Linked DNA regions of Homo sapiens: region 2 is linked to region 1. The links are chromatin loops, found by intact Hi-C in ENCODE. Cell type or tissue: heart right ventricle. All regions are shown on one strand.

Region 1 (5,000 bases):
GCATTCCTTTACCTTGCCCTCTCCAGGTGCACTTGTGGTGTGCCACTCTGTGCATACTGAATTACAATCCCCCTTTCCCATTCCCAAATGAATACATATTTTAGAAAAAAAAAAAAAACCTTATTTTAACCTGGTTTCTTTTACATCAATTTGTCAAAATATCACCATTTAATTTTATTAGGTGTTTCCATATAATAACATAAATATGTTTTGAAAACATACATATACACCTTTAACCCTTTACCCTCAAATGCCTCTCCACACATTTGCTTCTGCTCATTGACGTCTATCTAGAAACATAACTATCATTACCTATAAACTGGATGCATTACCTAGGGAGCTGTTAAAGTATACTGATGCCCAGGCCCCACCCCAGCTCAGCGAAATCAGAATCTCTGGAGATTGGAAATGGTCTTGGATATTTTTTAAAAATTTCCCACCTGATTTCAATATACGTCTAAAGTTGAGAATTGCTGTTATAAGAACTCAATGCTGGGATGCAACTTAAAGCTTATCTACATTCAATCTTTTCATCTATACATGTTAGAAAGCATAAGCTACATTTTTCTTAAGTGATTCTGGTTCTTGACCTCCTCAACCCAGGTGGAATCATAATTCAGAAAAATTCGAAGCATACGGGGATAAAGAAAGAAGGAAGGTGACCAGCTACCTGCCCGCTGGTGCTTATTCTGCCACTGCACTTGGAGATTGGCTTTTGACTCATGCGGCGGCAGAAGGGAGATGGAAAAATAGATTTTTATTTCTGAATATTTGCTAATAAGATATAAATACCTCTCATATATGAGCTGCAAAAAAGCAGGTGTATGCTGGAGCGAGGTCATAATAGCTCAGGAGGGACAACTGTTAAATTTTCAGGAATTTTGAAAGCCAATTGTTATTATGTTGGTAGCTTGAAATTGGCCATATTGGGATTATTTACACCATAGAAATTAGTAAATGCTACAAATCAGGGCTCCCTTCTCCCTCCTGAGAGAACTAACTGTGAAACATTTACCAGCAAAGCACTGGATGTAAGTATTGAAAGATAATTATCAGACTGTCCTTAGTTTTAAAGCTTAAGGCAAGCCATAGGAGGCTTTGCAGCTGGCTGGTTCCGTTTCCTTAACAAATCTGATAGAAGTTACCTCCTGGATAAGATTTTTATAGGACTGGAAAAGAGGGAAACATAAACCAATGTTTATTCTAATAAACTATGTGCTCACACATGTAGATCTACTAACGTATATTTATCATAATATAATATATAATGATATTATAATATAATATATAATATAATATATAATGATATTATAATATAATATATAATATAATATATAATGATATTATAATATAATATATAATGATATTATAATATAATATATAATATAATATATAATGGTATTATAATATAATATAATATATATATTATATTATGTGATATATAATATATATTATATATCAATAATATATATATCATAATATATATAATATATATCATAATATAATATATTATATATATTATGATAAATATAATATATTATATATATTATGATAAATATAATATCCATAATATAATATCCATCTTCTACATTTTCCCAATCTGTGCATGAGAAAGCTGTGTTTTTGTTGTTTTGGTTTGTTTTGTTTTGTAAATGCCATTTTTACTCCTTAAGTTGTTGGTGTGGGAATATGCTTAGCTAATTTTTAAAACTGTTTTTAGTAAATGATGGTTAAACAGCATTTATCCTTTTCCGTAAAGATTTATGTTAGGAGAATATATTATGCAGAATTGTAATACTTTGTAAGAACCTGTCTGCTCTTACAAACAAGAAGACACACAATGGGGGCTGTGTGGAAGCATCCTGAGGTAGTTGATTGTTTATCTATCATTTCTTTCAGCATTTTCTCTTCCATTGAATAAACTAACAACATGAAGTTAGCTTAGATAATCCAAATACTCAACAAGACCAAAGAGCCAGGTAGTGTCAGCTGTTTAACATGCCAGTAATCATAACTGTTATCCATCTTGCTAGCAGATTAAAAATAAATAAGTAAAATTAAAAAATATCTTGGCCTTGAGTTTATTAAACTTGAATACTTCATAATTCCTAGAGTTCCCCACTTCCAGCAAACATCAAGCAGCTGCTATGCCCATGTCCTCCTGCCTATGCCTTCTCTTCACACTGTACCTGCTCCTCTGGCTCTACAAATCCCACATGTCAGTCCTTAAAGGACAACAAAATGATCCCCACTTCACTGGCCCAGTCTTTTCGGTGAGTGTTCCATGATTCATAACTTGGTGGTTTAGTTTGGATATTTGTCCCCACCCAAATCTTATGTTGAATTGTAATCCTCAATGCTGGAGGTAGGGCCTGGTGGGAGGTGTTTGGATCATGGGGGTGGATCCCTCATGACTTGGTGCTGTCTTTATGGAAGTGGGTGAGTACTCAAAAGAACTGGTTGCTTAAAAGTGTGTGGCATCCCCGTACCCCACTCGCTTTCTCTCTAGTTCCCACTCCTGCCATGTGAGATGCTTGCTCCTCCCTAACCTTTCAGCATGACTGTAAGCTTCCTGAAGCCCTCACTCAAAACTGAGTAGAATGCTGGTGCCATGCTTCCTGTACAGCCTGCAGAACCATGATCCAATTAAACCTTTTTTCTTATAAATTACCTGGCCCCAGGTATGTTAGAACACCTAAAATAGCAATGCAAGAACAGCCTAATACTCTTGGTTATGAATTTCACCTCCATATCTTTTATCCTACCCTCTGGACCCAATTAAAATTTATCATTCCTGTGATTCCCATCCCTTCAAGGACTTATGTGACAATATGGTCATTAACCAAAACATAAGTTCAATGCTTCATCTGTATAATGTGGTATTAATATTTGCATTTGTAACAGAGGACTTCCTGGAACAGGCAATGATTAATTCAATACATCTATGTAAAGGCTGAGAATTTCAAATAAAATCATAGAGAAGAATGCTGGAGCAATCTGGCGGCAATGGCCATTTGGTAGCACCCATTAAAATCACATCCAAAGTGGAGGAAGTTCACTTCACATTTCTCTAAAGGAAATCCTTGGTAAACATTCCAATAGAGGATAGGGTCTTTGGTAAGATGAATTCTTACCATTTAATATGTTTGCCACTTTATTTAAACTGCATCTGCGACCGTATATTCATATATTCAGCTTTTGAGCCTGGCATATGATAGAATAGAGAAACTACAAGGTTTTGTTAGGTCACCTTACTCAGTTCCCACCCAGCATATACATTGGACTATAACTAGAAATCTCCTAGATATTCGAATCCTATTTCTTATATCGAACAGCCAGTTGATGTATATTGTACACCCAATCCTATTTTTATTTAGGAAGAATCATTAATGATATGAGGAAATTTTTAAGATATAATAAATAAAAAGAGCCAATGTTCATAATTGTTATTTTGGATTATAACTACTAAAAGAGGGAGGGGCAGGCATTACCTCTTGATGGTGTGATTACAGGTTAGTAATGTTTATTCTACCTTCTTTTTAAACATGAACATGGGATGTGTGCATAAATATCATTTTTATTTTAAAAGAAAAGTTATTTAAGATAAATTCTCAATCATGGGCTCTTTATAATCCATTTAACTATCAAGCCTTATATAAATTAGTCAACATGACTCATGCATAATGAGCTGAGCTTTACGTATCTGTGGGGTGTTGTTTATGAACTTAGGGGAACACTTGTTGCCTAAAATTTTTTCTATAAACTCATTCACATCTGGCATCCTTTTAATGAAGGACCAGTTAGTTTTTTCTGTATTTAGGGCAACTAATGTCCAGTCACAGTATCACAGAGAGGCAAATAATAAATATCATATCCACACTGAAGGTCTGTTCTGAGTGCAAGAAGGAATTGGGTTTTCTCTCTTTTTTCCCCAGCTCACTAAAGACAATATTGGATGCTGCAAGAAATTAAATCAACATAAGAGGATTCCCATTCTCAGTGAGTTAGGTCCATCATAAGTCACACTTCATAACCCAGACTAACAAAGAGTTAACATCCTTCTTGCAGTCTCCCCTCTCTCAATTCCCTGAGTACAGGTTTTAGTTCCAAATAGCAATTTTTCTAGGGTTTTTTTTCTGCCTGTGAAACCGCAGCCTTATTATCTCTCTGGAACCCATTTCATTGTCTCTCTTCTAAAAATTTTAACTATGAGTTCCATCTGCCATCACTGAACTGGAATGTCCTCAAAATGTAAAGCAAGTCCCACTGGGAATTGCCTTAAATAATCATTTGCCTGATAAACAGCAAATCGCAAAATGGGTTTTAACTTCTTTAAATTAATAACCAAAAATAAATAAATAAATAAAGAGAGACAGAGTCTTGCTTAGCTCGCACAATAGGCATGTCTGAAATCCCTCTTTCTTTATCCAATGAGTAAAAGTACCTGTTGAGGGAGCCACAAGACTTCACACTGCATGGCATGGTAGCTCGAGATGCTCCTGTGGTGGGGGTTACACAGAGGGGGCACCTACGGGAACAGCCACATTTCTGCTGCTTATTGTGAGATCTCAGAGTTCCTCCTTTAAAGCATTTTCCCATAAAGTGTTTATAATTAGAATGTTTTGCCCGCCAACACATTTGATGGAAAGGGAAGCGCTCCTTCCCCCTTCTGTGAGCAAGTGGTAGGACAATTCAGATGCTTCAGATACGTAAGAGACTTATCATTTATTGAACAATTATTTATCGAGTGCCTACTCTGCCTCAGAGCCTGTGCTGGGCACTGGTTAAGTTAAAGTGTAGTACTTAACAACAGATCTTACTGTTTGGTAGAAGAGACAAATATTAACAAATAACCATACAAAGAAATGCACAATTGCAACTGTGACTAGGGTTATGAAGGAGTGGTCTATGATATACAAGAGCCTGTAAGTGAAGGATTTGTTCTATCAAGAGGTGTGAAAGCAAAAAAAAAGAGATCCTTAATCCAAGATCTGAAGGGT
Region 2 (5,000 bases), 110 kb after region 1:
ATGCCCTGAAAATAACCAAAAAAAAAAATGTAATTGCAAAGAGGACATTATTTGTTATCTTATCAAAGATTATCAATAAACTATAAATAGTAAATATGCAAGACATAAATAGGAAAAATTATAAAACTGTAAGATGCATTAATGAAGACCTAAATAAATGAAAATGAGGATGCATTCAAGGTTAAGGAAATGGTATTTTAAAGATATCAATTGTTCTTTAGTTGTACTTTAGATTCAGTGCAATTCTGATTAAAATAAACAAAGTCTAAAATTTAAATATAAGAAGAGCCAGGGAAATTGCAGATTTTTGCTCTACCATATATTAAGACTCACCATGAAGTTACACTAATTAATGCACTGTACTCCTGTTCAGGGGGGTAAACACATTGGTGAAAAGAATAAAATAGAGGCCTCAGAAACATACCTGTACATATATGGAAAATTATTTTCTTATATAAAGCATGCGGCATCAATTATGAAAGAAGTCAGGTAAGGCAGGGGTCAGATAAGGTACCAGAATTTGGGTGAGTACACAGTACCCCAGGCAAAACAGTAGATTAGACGATCGTTTGAAATCAAGCTGGATTTCATTAAAATGGTAGGTACGACTAGACAACTAAAAATCTAATGATGAAGTTTAAACAAGAATAAAGAGGAAACGTTCAACAGCAGGAACTGATATTTACAAATTGTCTTGAACTCGAAATTGTCCTCGCTGGGAGCAGCTGTTTCCATTGGGAGCTGTTTTGGAACATACTGTTTGATTAAGTGGCCCCACTCTGCAATTCTCTCTTATTTTTATTGAGTTAAATTACACTGGAGGCACGGAGACTTCTTTAAACTCATAACATCTATTGTTATTTTTATTTAAAAGGATCATTACTCCATTAGGATTGTTACAGGTATTCATGGAAGTGTTCCCATCCTCTGAGAATATGAGAGACTTGTCTAGGTTAGAACAGGGAACAACTCATTTCCTTTTCACCTAAACCTTAGTCCTCTGGAAATCTTTTCTTTCCTGAGAAAACAGAAAAAACTTACACCAAAGTCAGAACCTCTACCATTAACTGTCAGTGATACTTACATTAAAAATACACTACAGTTCCTCCCATTGTCACTGCCTTACCAATGATATAACCCTTCCTCTACCTTTGGGAAAGTGGTGTTTAATTTAAATGTATATTGCAGCTTCACACTGATTATCTCATTTGGAACTCTTGTTAAAATTTATTTTTAAGATTCAAAAACTTGAATCTACCCAATCTATGTTTGGGTAGCGGAGATATTTTTCATCATCACTCTAGCACAAGATACAAAATAATTGTCTAAAGTACCAACATACATGAAATAATGTAGTTTTCCAATGCCATGTTCTCTCCTAACATCAAGCAAGTGGTTCACCGCTAATGTTACTGGTCTGGATAAAGCCTTTGCCTCTGATATACTTTAGATTAAAATATATAAATACTCAAATCAAGACACATGGAGCAAAAGGAATATTTTAAATTCCCCTTGATCTCTGAATTTCCCAAATTCAGGAACAAAGGGTAAAAACTACAAACGTCACAACACATTGTACTGTAGCTAGGTAGAATAGATGACTAATAGACACCTAAATGGTCTGTTAAATGACTAATGTAAAAATTGTCTTAAAATGAATGACATGATTGAAACTATAAATCCATCACAGCAGATCACAGATCAGTCACAGATAAATTGTTTAAGATCCAACTCCATGTTTGAGTCTGTGTGCATGTACATGTCTCTGTCTGAGTTTTGTATATGCTTAGAAATAAAGAACTAAAGTAATACAGACCTTAAGTACAAGTATCATTTTCTTTGTTTTTGCTTCTCCCAATTTTCTAAATTTTCTTTAATTACCTTGTGCTACTTTGTAATCAGAAACAAAATCAATTATAATTTTCAAATATTTTCAACATTTTAATAGGTTCTAATACATTTAGAATTTTCTTCTATATTACCCTTCTATGTTTCTACTTGCTTTCTTCACTAGTTGAAAAGACTCTAAATTAAGATGTCTCGATATAGCTGGAGACTTTGTGTTATTGTTCTCCAATAATCTGCTGAATTTTAGACAGACCAAGGTCATCCATGCCTTCAAATCTTAAGATCAAACCATTTGTATCAAACTAGTCAACATGAATAGAGTTTCTTATAAGCAAAGTGATTTAAACTAGGAGTACATTGTACTTCATTACATGCTGAATACTAATATATCTGAGTGTCTCTAGCCCCAAAGACAGAGAATTTGACTGGAATAAAAATAGGTAGTTTTCAATAATTTTTCTGATTTACTCAGGGATCTACAGGAAGAATGACATCGCTTTCAATAGCCGCATAAATTAAGTTATCCTTCCTGGTGACTTAAACACACAGGTTCAGGACAGTTAGAATAACAGCCAAAGTTAGAATTTGGGCTCTGACAAAAATTCCTTTTTCCTCACTCTAATTATTATATTTAAACAAGAAGTCAAACTGAATGTAAGAATTAATTTCAGAATTTAATGATTCTAATATGCAAATTATTTTTTCCTCAGTTTTTTTTGAATATTAATTATTTTTCTCAGATCTATATTGCATGTAGATTCAGTATATTATAGCACATTCAACACTTGATCGCCCTTTTTTATTTAACTAAAAATAAGATATGAGGCAATGACTGTAATCACATTAGAATCCAGCTCCCACAGTAGAGTCAGAGCAGTTTGAATTGATATTTGTGTCACTGTAAAAAACCGACTGCTTGTCACATCTACTGGTGTTAAACACAACATCTGGTTCAGTATAATTAGGTTTTCAAGTAAGTTGATGAGAAAATAAGCCTTGTGCACTTATCCAACTGGAGAAATATAAAGAATTTTCTTGTGATTGACATAAATATATGAGATAGATTTGAAAAAAATAGAGAATCACATCTTGAGATTTCCACGCTTTTGACACCGAACGTGACCATTACATATCACTTAGAAAGGGGAAACAGAACTCAAATTTTCTTTCACCACCAAACACACAGTCCATGATGACATTTTTTGCATGAGTTAGTGGAAGAGGGTCTCCTGTGGTTGGTCCTAATTGAGGGTTTGTATCAGAAAAAAAGAGCAATGAAGCCTGATGGCTTTGCTGATAGCAAGCGCAACCACACTGGCACAGACAGGACTCTGAAAGTAACTGAATCACTGAACGTAATGGTGTATGAGAGAGGGCAGGCATTTCTGGAGTTGGGAATTGGTCAGCTAGGGGAGATGAAGTTATGTGACCTGGCACTTGTCTCCTCTTCTTGTCAGGATCTGAATACTATCTCTGCCCACTCTTCTGGAAGAGTCCATCGCACAGCAGGTTACTTCTCACTCAGGGTACCTTTGTTACTGAATCTTTAGCTAATGGCTTCAGAAACTTTTAAAAGAAGAGTGCTTCAGCTGCCGCCTAAGGTTGTTGATGTAGCTCTCGAACATGTTGTCCATGTTGCTCCGAGTCGTCGTCTGCTGCTGCAGGAGGCTCCACTTGGTCTCCAGCATCTTGTTCTGCTGCTCCAGGAACCGTACCTTGTCTATGAAGGAGGCAAACTTCTTGTTGAGGGTCTTGATCTGCTCCTTCCCCTGGATGCGCACGGCCTGGATGTTGGGGTTCACCTCTAGGATAAGGGGGCTCAGCAGGCTCTGGTTGATTGACCGTGACTGCAGTGATCCCTCCCATGCCGCTGGCCCCACCATAGCCGCTGCCCAGGCCACCCCGAAAGCTGCTGCTGTCCACTCGGGAGAAGCTCGAGGAGCTCATGCGGGCACAGGGCCCACTCGTGCAGGAGCGGCTGCTGAAGGCCCAGGGGCCAGAGGTGGACACCTTGTAGGACTGTACCCCTCCTGCGCTGCCCCAGAGCCTGGGAGGGAGGCCGCCATGCAGTGTAGCACTGGGAACAGGAGACCCACCTGAAGCTCAGCCCTAGCCCTCAGCCCACCCGCAGGGGAGTTTACTACCTGGGGACCCCCCTTGCCGATGCCTCCAGCTACAAAGTTGCTTTTTTTTTGGTCCAAAATAAAACTTCAGCTAGCTCTGCCAAAAAAAAAAAAAAAAAAAAAAAAAAAAAAAAAAAAAAAAAAAAAAAAGAGTGCTTGTGTAGCCATCAAACATTAATATAATTCCAATTCTAAGAGGCAGGATAACTAGAGATTACTTTAGTGTAGGAAACCTTTGCTAGTCTCCTTTCATAACTTCATTCAGAAGTTATGTGCTAATTTCTGTTCCACTGGGCCATGCAGACATCAACCTACTTGTCCCCATGAGGAAGCAGTAGCAGAAGGGAAACTGCCACAGATGCTCCTTCCAAGGTAATATCAATCACCTCTTTTCCCTCTAAGAGAAGTAGTTTTGTTTTGATTTGGAAATAATTACTATTTTATGTCTCCTTTCCTAGGCTTACACAGGTGTGGAGCTATTTAACTTGAAATTTCATTCAGGGCTTTACTGGTTTTAACAGCAGTAATATGCACTTGAGATTAACAGACTTGAGCTCAAGTTCCAGTTCTAATGCCCCTTTTGGGATTTGGGAAATTAACCTCTTAAGCGTCAGTGTTTCTTTTTCTGCAAAGTAAGGATAATATTATTTACTCTGCCCAACTAATGGGTGGTTGCAAAGAGTAAAGAATTAAAAAAAATACACAAAAGGACTTTTTATATGTTAGCATTCTATGTATATGTTATTACTTTCCTCTTTACAATAAGATTCTGGGTTGGGATGTCAAGTTAATAATTTTAGATGTTCTTTAATTTGGCTCTAACAAAAAATAATTAAAATAAGTATAGTGGGACTTACTCTGTTTTTCAAGTGAAGAGACAGAGCTTTATGAAAATTAAATAAATTAAGGAAAAGTCACAAAGCTAATAGAGTGGATAGAATAAAGCACACATTTCAGTACATAAAAATGGACATTTGATGAAGCTTCACAGGAGCAAGTATGCTTGTAATGAAAATTAAATATTGTGAA

Evidence for each region. A loop is a pair of places that touch in the nucleus more often than their neighbours do. Peaks named below come from ENCODE experiments on the same cell type or tissue, not always from the same donor. Only the 100,000 strongest peaks of a DNase experiment are listed, where the experiment ranks them.
Region 2: a loop joins it to region 1, with 5 times the contacts of the local background. A loop is called at or near these places in 1 of 110 quality-filtered maps.

The regions. Positions count from the first base shown.
Region 1 is chr7:136,824,504-136,829,503 of GRCh38, forward strand. No RefSeq gene overlaps it. Among named protein-coding and RNA genes, the nearest start is that of CHRM2, 42 kb to the right of the region's middle. In heart right ventricle, no CTCF peak of the experiment used is centred here; no DNase peak of the experiment used is centred here.
Region 2 is chr7:136,934,843-136,939,842 of GRCh38, forward strand. All of the region lies in intron 2 of CHRM2 (cholinergic receptor muscarinic 2), which reads left to right. The region is part of intron 2 of LOC349160 (a long non-coding RNA gene); the gene reads right to left. It also overlaps the pseudogene KRT8P51. Among named protein-coding and RNA genes, the nearest start is that of MIR490, 34 kb to the left of the region's middle. RefSeq lists an enhancer at 1,194-1,363. In heart right ventricle, no CTCF peak of the experiment used is centred here; no DNase peak of the experiment used is centred here; H3K27ac peaks cover 3,479 bases.